Regions from separate parts of the Homo sapiens genome. Here region 2 is linked to region 1. A link is an interaction called in ENCODE POLR2A ChIA-PET data of the cell type or tissue named here. Cell type or tissue: A673. All regions are shown on one strand. Links, peaks and the distances in the headings refer to the core of each region. The heading gives the core; the rest is flanking DNA.

Region 1 (5,377 bases), core at 146-5,145:
TAACAAGGATCAACTTTCCTCTAAGTTTTAATCAGCTGTTCCTCATTTCCATCTGGGCCCTCATCAGAATGACCTTTAACGTCCATATTTTTGCTAACATTCAGTTTATAATTATGTATGTATTCACTAAGAAGATGAAAGCCTTCTCTCCAGCTCTCCTCTTTTCTTTGTGAGCTTTCACCAGTGTTGCCTTTAATGTTCATATTTCTACCTATGCTCTCTTAATGGCAATCTTAGCTTTTTCTAGCATGTACCTCCAGCTCTTGCAGCCTCTACCCATCACTGAGTTCCAAAACCACTTTAGAACTTTTAGGGTTTTTGTTTTTTTTGTTTTTAGGTACTTTTTTACAGCTTTACCCCACTTCTTAATCCCAAAATCTGTCATAATCAGTTCAGGCTGCCATAATAAAATGCCATAGTGGTATTAAACAACAGAATAAGTAACTTAAACGACATGAATTTATTTTCTCACAGTTCTGGATGCTAGAAGTCCCAGAGTGAGGTGCCAGCCAGTTCGGTTCTTGGCTTTCTTCCTGGCTGTAGACAGACACCTTCTTGCTGTGTGCTCCTGTGGTGGAGAGAGACAGTATGAGATCTCTCGTGTCTCTTCTTATAAGGACATGAATCTTATAGGATCAGAGCCCAACTCTTACATTCTTGTTTAACCTTACTTACCTCAATAGGTAAGGACATAAGACATAAACAAGGACATAAGAGTGGGGTTCTGATCCTATAGGTCAGATCCTGTAGACCCGGTAGGGTCTTCAAAGGCCCTATCTCTAAATAGTTATATTGGGGGTTGGATATTCAATATTCAAAACACTAGAGCACAATTCAGGCAAGTTCTTTGCCACCTTATAACAAGGATCACCTTTTCTCCAAGTTTTTATAACCTGCTGCTCATTTCCATCTGGGTCCTCATCCAAATGACCTTTAACGCCCGTATTTCTACCAACATTCAGTTCACGATTGTTTAGTATTCACTAAGAAGATGAAAGCGTTCTCTCAGGCCTTCTCCCTTTTCTTTTGGAGCTCTCAGATTTGAGGGATTTTGAGGGGATACAACATTAAGTTAATAAGAGTAGACAGCCTTTACTTTGGGAAAACTGAATGAGTCACTTGCTCAGGAGAAAGGAATAGGGATACTGATGAGTTTCATGGGGAGTCTACAGTGAGGGCTTATAGGGCTGTGTGGAAGGCGTAGATGTGTTTATTGTCAGAATAGCCAGAAGGATTTCTCATAGTTATGCTACTAGCATTTTGATAAAGTCTCAGTAATTGCAACTACTGAGGTTTTCATAAACTTTATTCCAAACCACATACCTTTGTGGTTTTTACTTGAGTCTTGTTTTCTAGAGAGACAAGATAATGACAATGAACACATTTTTATTCATCACTTTAAACTTGTGCTGCCTCTTGGGCTTAAATTTTCTAATATTATTTATTTAAGAAAAAGCACCAATTTTATACAGAATGTAATACTTTCATCTTTATACATGACAAAGTATTAGGATTATCAAAAATGTAACCATGACAACAGGCTTCCTTGCAACCTAGTTCATGATAGCAGAGTACATGGGCATGCAGATTCTTGGCAGGAAATATTTTTTGGTGGTATATGTATACACATAGATATACATAAATATACACATATATATCACCAGAAATTTTTTTTTTTCTTTTTTGAGATGGAGTCTCGCTCTGTCACCCAGGCTGGAGTGCAGTGGCACGATCTCGGCTCACTGCGAGCTCCACCTCCCAGGTTCACACCATTCTCCTGCCTCAGCCTCCCAAGTAGCCAGGACTACAGGCACCCGCCACCACGCCTGGCTAATTTTTTGTATTTTTAGTAGAGACAGGGTTTCACCGTGTTAGCCAGGATGGTCTCAATCTTCTGACCTCATGATCCGCCCGCCTCGGCCTCCCAAAGTGCTGGGATTACAGGCATGAGCCACGACGCCTGGCCTAATTTTTTTTTTTTTTTTGAGACAGAGTCTACTCTATCACCCTGGCTGGAGTGCAGTGACATGATCTCAGCTCATTGCAACCTCTGCCTCCCAAGTTCAAGGTATCCTCATGCCTCAGCCTCCCAAGTCCAGGACCACGCCTGGCTAATTTTTGTAATTTTTGTAGAGACGGAGTTTCGCCATGTTGGGCAGACTTGTCTCAAACTCCTGACCTCGAGTGATCCACGCATCTCTGCCTCCCAAAGTGATGGGATTACAGGGGTGAGCCACTGCGCCCAGCCTTCACCAGAAAATTTTATATGTATATAAACATAGAGTAAGCATTTTTTAATAGAAGAAAGTTAAAAAGACACACTAAGATCCACTAAGATTATTTCATAGACATAAGTAGACAGCCTAGTGTTTTTAAAAATAAAAGTATATAAGTTTTGGTGTCAGAAGTCCTAGTTTCCGATACAGTCTTTGGCACTTTCTGGCTATATATGCTTTGGAAAGTGACAACCTCCTGGGGCTTCAATTTCCTCATCTGAGGAAAATGGAAGCTTTATCCCCTGCCGTACCTACCTTACAAAATTGTCAGAATCAGAAGACGTCATGCCCAAGAAAGGACTTTGTAAAGTATTGATTTCACTCATTATTTCATTACTATAATAGTGGTAATTTTCTAATATTTATCACTTTCATTTCATAACTAAAGATGATAGGAAAAATCTAGAAGTATCAGAGTTAGCATAAAAAATGATAGGAATGATAAAAAGCACTTGTGAAAAGATTTGAGTGATTTGTAGTGATTATGCATGAGAAAGAGAAGGCTAGTAGGTAATCCAATAATTGTCTTAAAGCACTTGAAAACTACTCCAGTGAGCTAATACTGATGACCAGACTAGGAGAGTTCAGCATGAGTTATTTAGGCTAACTAAACCAAATAACTTTCCAGTAGTGAGGTTACTACAAAGTAGAATTGGCCTCTGGGGAGGCTGTGGAATCCCATTTGTGACAGCTGTCCCATTGCCTGGGGATAGCTAACCTCCAGTCTTGCCTGGAGTCAAGGACTGTTAACTCCATAGACTCAGGGCTCCCACCCCTTCAGCTTTGTGCTCTGTGCCTCCGTATGGATCTAGGGTGTTGGGTTAGTGGGCAAGGGAACTTCTTATTTTCCTGGTCATAATTGTTTACTTACAGAAGAAGAAGCAAGCAGTTGAAAGACACACCCTAAATATATAATGCATCAAGTGTATTTTCTTCCTTGAAATACACTTTACTTTTCCTTGGAAAGTAAAATGTCCAATTTTTATTTTAAAATATTGGAAACAATATTGTTTACTGAGTATAGTAAACAACAGAACATACTTCTTTCCAAGGTTATTTTCATTTAAAGTGATTGAGATGTGAAAGAAGACAAGAAAAAAGAGGTAGACTAGGAAGAGAGGGGCAAAGGGAAGGAGTCTGGAGTGTAGGGATTCAGACAGGCAAAGGCAGTGACCCATGGGGAGGAGTGGAGGAGGCGAAGAGGTAAGGCAAGGAAGGAGGACGTGGAGTGGGAATATTTTAGGTTTAGTAAAGGGTACACCCCACTCTTCCTTTGGACTGTGGAAATTGGCATTGTTATCCTTTATCCTCTGCTTTCAAAGAGTTAGTTAGCTGGTTAATCACTATGTTCACATCTTCAACTATCTGATACCTTTACTTTGGTCCATTACTTGAGAGGGTCACCAGATTGGACAATAGAAGTTATTTTCTATGCTTTGGTAGCAGTGACAAAGCCGTTTTATTCAGATTAAATTGAACCAAATGTTCTCAAACTAGAAGTTCTCCACTTCAACTGTATGGAGAGGATAACGTGAATCAACTTTTTTATTTCTAGAATTTCAACCAGTATTAGTATAATACGTTACTCTAAAAGCATTGCTTCATTATTTGTTATATTATAATAAAAAATTGTCTTATAAGCTACATTTCTAGCCTTAAAGACTTAAAAATTGAGACTGTACCGTGAATAGTAAGTGTCACTGTGGATCCTTTTTGGAAACAGGAGAAGAAAATATCTATCTGTATGTCTGCCTATCTGTCTATCTATCTGTCCATCATCCAATGTTTTGATTTTTTTTTTTGGAGAAATTATTTCCCATTTTTCCAAAGCCTTGGTAATACTTAGAGTTAAATTTCTTAACTAGATTAATTGCAGAATGGATTCAAGAGATGCTAAATGGAGATCCTTAAGAAAGTGGGCTATATATTGTGTACAGTGCACATTGCTCAGGTGACAGGTACAACAAAACCTCAGAAATCACCACTAAAGAACTTACTGTACCCCTAAAACTGTTGAAATAAAAATTTAAAATTAAAAAAATATTTTTAAGTTAAAAAAAAGAGACCGGGTATGGCGGCTCACACGTGTAATCCCAGCACTTTGGGAGGCCGAGGCAGGCAGATCACTTGAGCTCAGGGCTCGTGACCAGCCTGGCCAACGTGGTGAAACCCCGTCTCTACTAAAAATACAAAAATTAGCCAGTTGCTGTAGCATGTGCCTGTAGCCCCAGCCACTCGGGAGGCTGAGGCACGAGAATTGCTTGAACCTGGGAGGCAGAGGTTGCAGTGAGCTGAGATCGCGTCACTGCATTCCAGCCTGAGTGACAGGGTGAGATCCTGTCTCTAAATAAATAAATAAATAAATAAAGTTTAAAAACAAAGAAAGTGGGAGTAAGTGTGGCAAATTATCTTTGATCATCTAACTAAGGCTTTGCTATCAACTAATTTTGATCTTCCACTTCAGAGAATAGTTCTATTTTATTATTCAGTGAATAAGTATGTGTGTGGGCCTAACTGCATGGATGCTATAGATCTCTTACTTTAAGTAATGTAGTTATTACATAAAGACTGCTTTGTAGAAAGTTATTTGCTAAGTTGCACTTTAGATTTTTCATTACGTAAGGCACTGTAGTTCAGTCTTTAAAAAATTCAGTAGTTATTTTTTGCTTTGCTCAGGTCTTTTTGAGGCAAACAAAACCAACCAACCATAAAACAAACAAAAAAATTTTCTCTGGTTGTATTTCCCAAAAGACTTATATATTGGTACCTGGGGACCACTCAGTTTTCAAAACTGAGTATCCAAAGCTGTCTTGAGGACACATAAGGCTTAGTAGTCATGAACATATTTGTTATCAAGTTAATTATACTTTCTATCCAAGGGACTTCTAAGGAACTGCAAAATTGTCATCTATTGTAAAGGAAATTTTAATTCCCAGGGAAAATTAGAGAAAGAGGTTTAAATTGTTCTAATTTATCTTGGAATTGAAGTAATATTTAAATTAAAACATTGTGCTTCTGAATTCTATTGTGGAAAACCAGTCTTTGCCTAGGGCCCACTGATTTCAATTTTCAGTTCTGCCCCTGGTGTCTGCCCCTACTTT
Region 2 (5,377 bases), core at 1-5,000, 690 kb after region 1:
TGACTCAGCAATTCTACATTTGAAATTTCATCCTATAGTTATACTCCCCCTTGTAAGAAATGACATGTAGAAGGATACTGATTTCAATAGCATTACTAGCACAAGTAAAAGATACCATACAAGGTAAATATTCACGAAGATTGGGAAAAAATACATATTAAAGAAATAAGGCTGGGTTCCGTGGCTCATGCCTGTAATCCCAACACTTTGGGAGGCTAAGGTGGGAGAATCGCTTGAGCCCAGGAGTTCGAGACCATCCTGGGCATATAGTGGCCATGTTGCAGGCACTGAGACATGATGAAACCCCATCTCTATTAAAAATACAAAAATTAGCTGGGCTTGGTGGCGGATGCCTGTAATCCCAGCTACTCGGGAGGCTGAGGCATGAGAATCGCTTGAACCCAGGAGGTGGAGGTTGCAGTGAGCCGATATTGCACCACTGCACTCCGGCCTGTTGACACAGCGAGACTCCATCTCAAAAAAAAAAAGACAAAAACAAAAACAAAAAAAGACCAGCCTGTCCTAAAAAAAAAAATTAAAACAAATTAGTTGTGATGGCACATGCCCGTGATCTTAGCTACTTAGGAAGCTGAGGTGGGAAGATCACTTGAACCCAGAAGTTGGAGGCTGCTGTGAACTATGATGGGTCACTGCACGCTAGCCTGGGTGACGGAGTGAGATGCTGTCTCATCAAAAATAAATAAATAAATAAATCCATTATCAATATCTAGAAAAACAAAACTTTGTCAAGAAAAGAAATCATAGTATATACAACTATGAATAGTTTACAAAGTCGTAATAGTGCGAACACTGAATATTGATCTAACAAAATCATATCTCTGTTTTAAGATGATCTAGGTCTGATGCACATAGTTAAGTCCCAGCTTACCTGGGTTGGAAGAGGGTGAAAGATAGTGGTAGATATATAAATCCTAGCCTCCCAAAGTACTAGGATTACAGGCTTGAGCCACCGTGCCCCGTCGTTTTTTGTTTTTTTTTTTTTTGTTTGTGTGTGTGTGTTTTCTTTTTTCTTTTTCTTTTTCTTTTTTTGTTGAGAGGGAGTCTCGCACCGTCGCCCAGGATGGAGTGCAATGGCGCAGTCTGGGCACATCGCAACCTCCGCCTCCCAGGTTCAAGCGATTCTCCTGCCTCAGCCTGTCGAGTACCTGGGATTACAGGCGCCAGCCACCACGGCCAGCTAATTTTTGTGTTGTTAGTAGAAAGGGATTTCGCCATGTTAGTCAGGCTGCTCTCAAACTCCTGACCTCGTGATCCGCCTACCTCGGCCTCCCAAAGTGCTGGGATTATAGGTGTGAGCCACTGTGCCCGGACTTCTACGTCGTTTTTTGACATTTTTTATTTCTTTTTTTTTTTTTTCCGAGACAGAGTCTTGCTCTGTCCTCCAGGCTGGAGTGCAATGGCACGATCTTGGCTCACTGCAACCTCTGCCTCCCGGGTTCAAGCAATTCTCCTGCCTCAGTCTCCCGAGTAGCTGGGATTACAGGCCCCTGCCACCACATCTCGCTAATTTTTGTATTTTTAGTAGAGATGGGGTTTCACCATGTTGGCCAGGCTGGTCTTGAACTCCTAACCTCAGGTGATACGCCCGCCTTGGCCTCCCAAATTGCTGGGATTACATGTGTAAGCCACCACGCCCGGCCTGTTTTTTGACTTTTTTTTTTTTTTTTGAGACGGAGTCTCACTCTGTCACCCAGGCTGGCGAGCAGTGGCTCAATCTCAGCTCACTGCAACCTCCACCCTCTAAGTTCAAGCAATTCTCCCGCCTCAGTCTCCCAAGTAGCTGGGATTACAGGCACCTGCCACTGCGCCCGGCTAATTTTTGTATTTTTAGTACAGATGGGGTTTCACCATGTTGGCCAGGCTGGTCTTTAACTCCTGACCTTGTGATCCACCCGTCTCAGCCTCCCAAAGTGCTGGGATTACAGGCATGAGCCACCATGCCCGCCCTGTTTTTTGAGTTTTTAATAAAAGTCATTGTGACTGGTGTATGATGGTATATCGGTGTGATTTTAATTTGCATTCCTCTTCTGATTAGTGATGCGGAGCATTTTTTCATGTGTTTGTAGGCTGCCTGTATTTCTTCTTTTGAGAAATATCTCTTCATGCTCCTTGCCCAGTTTTGTTTGTTTGTTTTGTGGAGACAGTCTCGCTCTATCCAGCAGGCTGCAGTTCAGTAGCCTGATATCGGCTCATTGCAACCTCCGCCTCAGGAGTTCAAGCGATTCTCATGCCTCAGCTTCCTGAGTAGCTGGGATTACAGGTGCCCGTCACCATGCCCGGCTAATTTTTGTATTTTTAATAGAGACAGGATTTCGCCATGTTGGCCAGGCTGGTCTAGAACTCCTGGCGTGAGCCACTGTGCCCGGCTTTGCCCCATTTTTAATGGTTTTTTTTTTTCTTGTTGTTTTGCAAAGTACTTTAATCATCTCAATTAGCAAGTAAGAATTTCCCAACTACTAAATCATTCCTACATATGAAATATATTCAGCCGGTTGGGCATGGTCTGAATATATACATTCGGCCTATTAATGTGGCAAACCTGAAGTTCTCTTCAGTGTTTCAATACTGAATAAAAATAAATTATAAATTATAATTTGTCTTATAGCAACACATCTAAAACAGTTATTATTATTATTATTTTTGAGACAGGGTCTCACTCTGTCACCCAGGGGGGAGTGCAGAGGCACCATCACTGCTTACTGTAGACTCAGCCTCTCTGGGATCAAGGGATTGTCCCACCTCAGCCTTCCGAGTAGCTGGGACTACAGGTGCGTGCCACCTAGTCCAGCTAATTTTTGTATTTTTTGTAGGGATAGGGTTTTATCATTTTGCCCAGGCCAGAAGGATTGCTTGAGACCAGCTTGGGCAACATAACGAACCCTTGTCAGAAAGGGAAGGGGAAAAGAAAGGAAAGGAAAAGGGAAAGGAAAAAAGAAAGGAAGGAAGAAAGAGACAAATATAATTGTGTTATTTAGAGAACAGAGGCATCACTGGGCATGGTGTCGGGAGCTTGTAGTCCCAGCTACTGGGGGAGCTGAGGAGGGAGGATCTCTTGAGCCCAGGAGATGGAGGCTGCAGTGAGCTATAATCACACCACCGCCCCCTAGCCTGGGTGACACAGAGAGACCCTGCAGCAAATTTTAAAAATTAAAAATAAAAAAGAGAATAGAGATGTCAAAAATTTTCAAGGAATCTCATCTTGTGTCCAAACCACGAGAACTATCTGTGGTTAGGTGTGTTCATGGCTGCATTAATTAAAAGCGTGCTATAGTCCCACTACTGGGGAGGCTAAAGAGGGAGGATTTTTTTGAGCCCTGGAGTTCGAAGCCAACCTGGGCAACATAGCCAGGCCCCATAACTTTTTTTCTATCCATTTTTTTTTTTTACTATGCAAATCTCACTACACAGACCCTATAACAGAAAAAAAAAAGAAAAAGAAAGAAAAAAGGCGGGCGCTTATTCTGCTCTGTACTCAGCAGTCTCAGGCAAGTGACAGAATAATCTGAAAACCTGGTCCAGAGGGAGGAAACGTAGTGGCCAGGGATCAGAAGCGCGTGAGGGACCTATGAAGTATTCATTCTGCAAGTATTAGTTCTTTCCTCTGGGAGAGATACTGGGCTTGCCCACGCCTTCCTGAGTCCATGGTTAAGACTCCCGCTGGGCACCAGCGGATTCCTGGTGCCCAGAGCCCGGTTCCTCCTACCGGGTGCGCTGGGAAAAGGGCTGCTCCTGACAGAAGGGACACTCTAAGAGCAGCCCAGGAACCGGTGCACTTGGGCGGCCTCGGAAGAAGCCGGGGCTCCTGGAGGCGGAGGCGAGGCCTGGGACCCAATAAGAAGGGCGCGGCTAGAGAGGAGGGGCTGGCCAAAAGCCCTTGAAATAAGGCCCAGGCAGAACCGCGGTTCTAGTCTCCCAGCTCCAGCTCGGCCTTTGGGTTTGCTGTGGTGTCCTTGTCTCCTGCAGGACCGGCCGCAGCATGGACGCTCCCAGGCGGTTTCCGACGCTCGTGCAACTGATGCAGCCAAAAGCAATGCCAGTGGAGGTGCTCGGTCACCTCCCTAAGCGGTTCTCCTGGTTCCACTCTGAGTTCCTGAAGAATCCGAAGGTAGTTCGCCTTGAGGTTTGGCTGGTGGAAAAGATCTTCGGTGAGTGGACCAAGAAGGGGCAGCCCCCATGCGGCTTCTTTCTGCCACCCATACCCACAGCCCACATATTCTGGCTGCGTTCCAGGGCGATCCTCACCAGTAGCCAATGCCCTCTGGCTGTCTCCTCCTTCCACCTTCCCCTCCCAAGACCCCCGGGAGCCACCGGTCCCTCACAGCCTCTCTGCTACCCGCGCAGGCCGGGGCGGAGAACGCATCCCGCACGTCCAGGGTATGTCCCAAATCTTGATTCACGTGAATCGATTGGACCCTAACGGCGAGGCTGAGATCTTGGTATTTGGGAGGCCTTCTTACCAGGAGGACACAATCAAGATGATCATGAACCTGGCTGACTATCACCGCCAGCTCCAGGCGAAAGGTACGGGGCTGGGAATAGGGCTACCTGGAGCAAACCCTGGCTCCGTAGGAGTGATCCTGGGGTTTCCTGGCTGCTGGGGCGGCAGTCTCGCCCTCCCAGTCGGCCTGCGGTTGGTGGGTGGGGGAGGGGGCGGTTCTCGCTGCCACGGATCCAGAAGGCCAAATTGAACCCTCGTTCTGGGATTTCTGGCTCCTACTCCCGCAGGCCGCTTGGGTGACTGTCCTTTTTTGGAGAGGATATAGAGACACAGCTGTGGCCTCTGCACACTGCTCTTCTTCCAGGCTCAGGAAAGGCCCTCGCCCAGGATGTCGCCACTCAGAAGGCCGAGACCCAGCGGTCTTCAATAGAAGTCCGGGAGGCCGGGACGCAGCGTTCGGTGGAGGTCCGGGAGGCCGGGACCCAGCGTTCGGTGGAAGTCCAGGAGGTCGGGACACAGGGTTCTCCGGTGGAGGTGCAGGAGGCCGGGACCCAGCAGTCTCTCCAGGCTGCCAACAAGTCGGGGACCCAGCGATCCCCCGAAGCTGCCAGCAAGGCAGTGACCCAGCGGTTTCGCGAGGATGCCCGGGACCCAGTTACTAGATTATGAAGGCATCTCAGGCCCTGGAGCCAGAGCCAGTCAGGGGTTAAAGTGAAAGCCCGTATTTCCGCCCAGAAGCTGGGGTTGGGGAGAGGATGTGGATTTTTTGTTTTACCCTTTCTGTTGCATGGTTGCAAACACAAACTTGAGTTCTAATAAAGAATTGCAAAGTGGAAGCCCGCCCCCCGCCTCCCCCCCGCCTCACTTAAGTCCAGGAAGCTGGGGTGGCGAGGAAGGATGATGTGGATTGTTTTTGTT

The links. ChIA-PET counts read pairs that join two places held together with the same protein. Peaks named below come from ENCODE experiments on the same cell type or tissue, not always from the same donor. Only the 100,000 strongest peaks of a DNase experiment are listed, where the experiment ranks them.
Region 2: POLR2A ChIA-PET joins it to region 1 with 8 read pairs; 3 of 35 experiments call an interaction of 5 or more read pairs at or near these places.

What each region holds. Positions count from the first base shown.
Region 1 is chr6:72,670,150-72,675,526 of GRCh38, forward strand. All of the region lies in intron 1 of KCNQ5 (potassium voltage-gated channel subfamily Q member 5), which reads left to right. The region is part of intron 2 of KCNQ5-IT1 (KCNQ5 intronic transcript 1); the gene reads left to right. Among named protein-coding and RNA genes, the nearest start is that of KCNQ5-IT1, 42 kb to the left of the region's middle. In A673, for the core only: no CTCF peak of the experiment used is centred there; a DNase peak (open chromatin) is centred at 2,902.
Region 2 is chr6:73,358,733-73,364,109 of GRCh38, forward strand. It overlaps KHDC3L (KH domain containing 3 like, subcortical maternal complex member), which reads left to right and starts at 3,926. Exons shown (of 3, transcript NM_001017361.3): 1 at 3,926-4,166; 2 at 4,363-4,542; 3 at 4,824-5,377. The coding sequence starts at 3,998. The coding sequence ends at 5,128. In A673, for the core only: no CTCF peak of the experiment used is centred there; no DNase peak of the experiment used is centred there.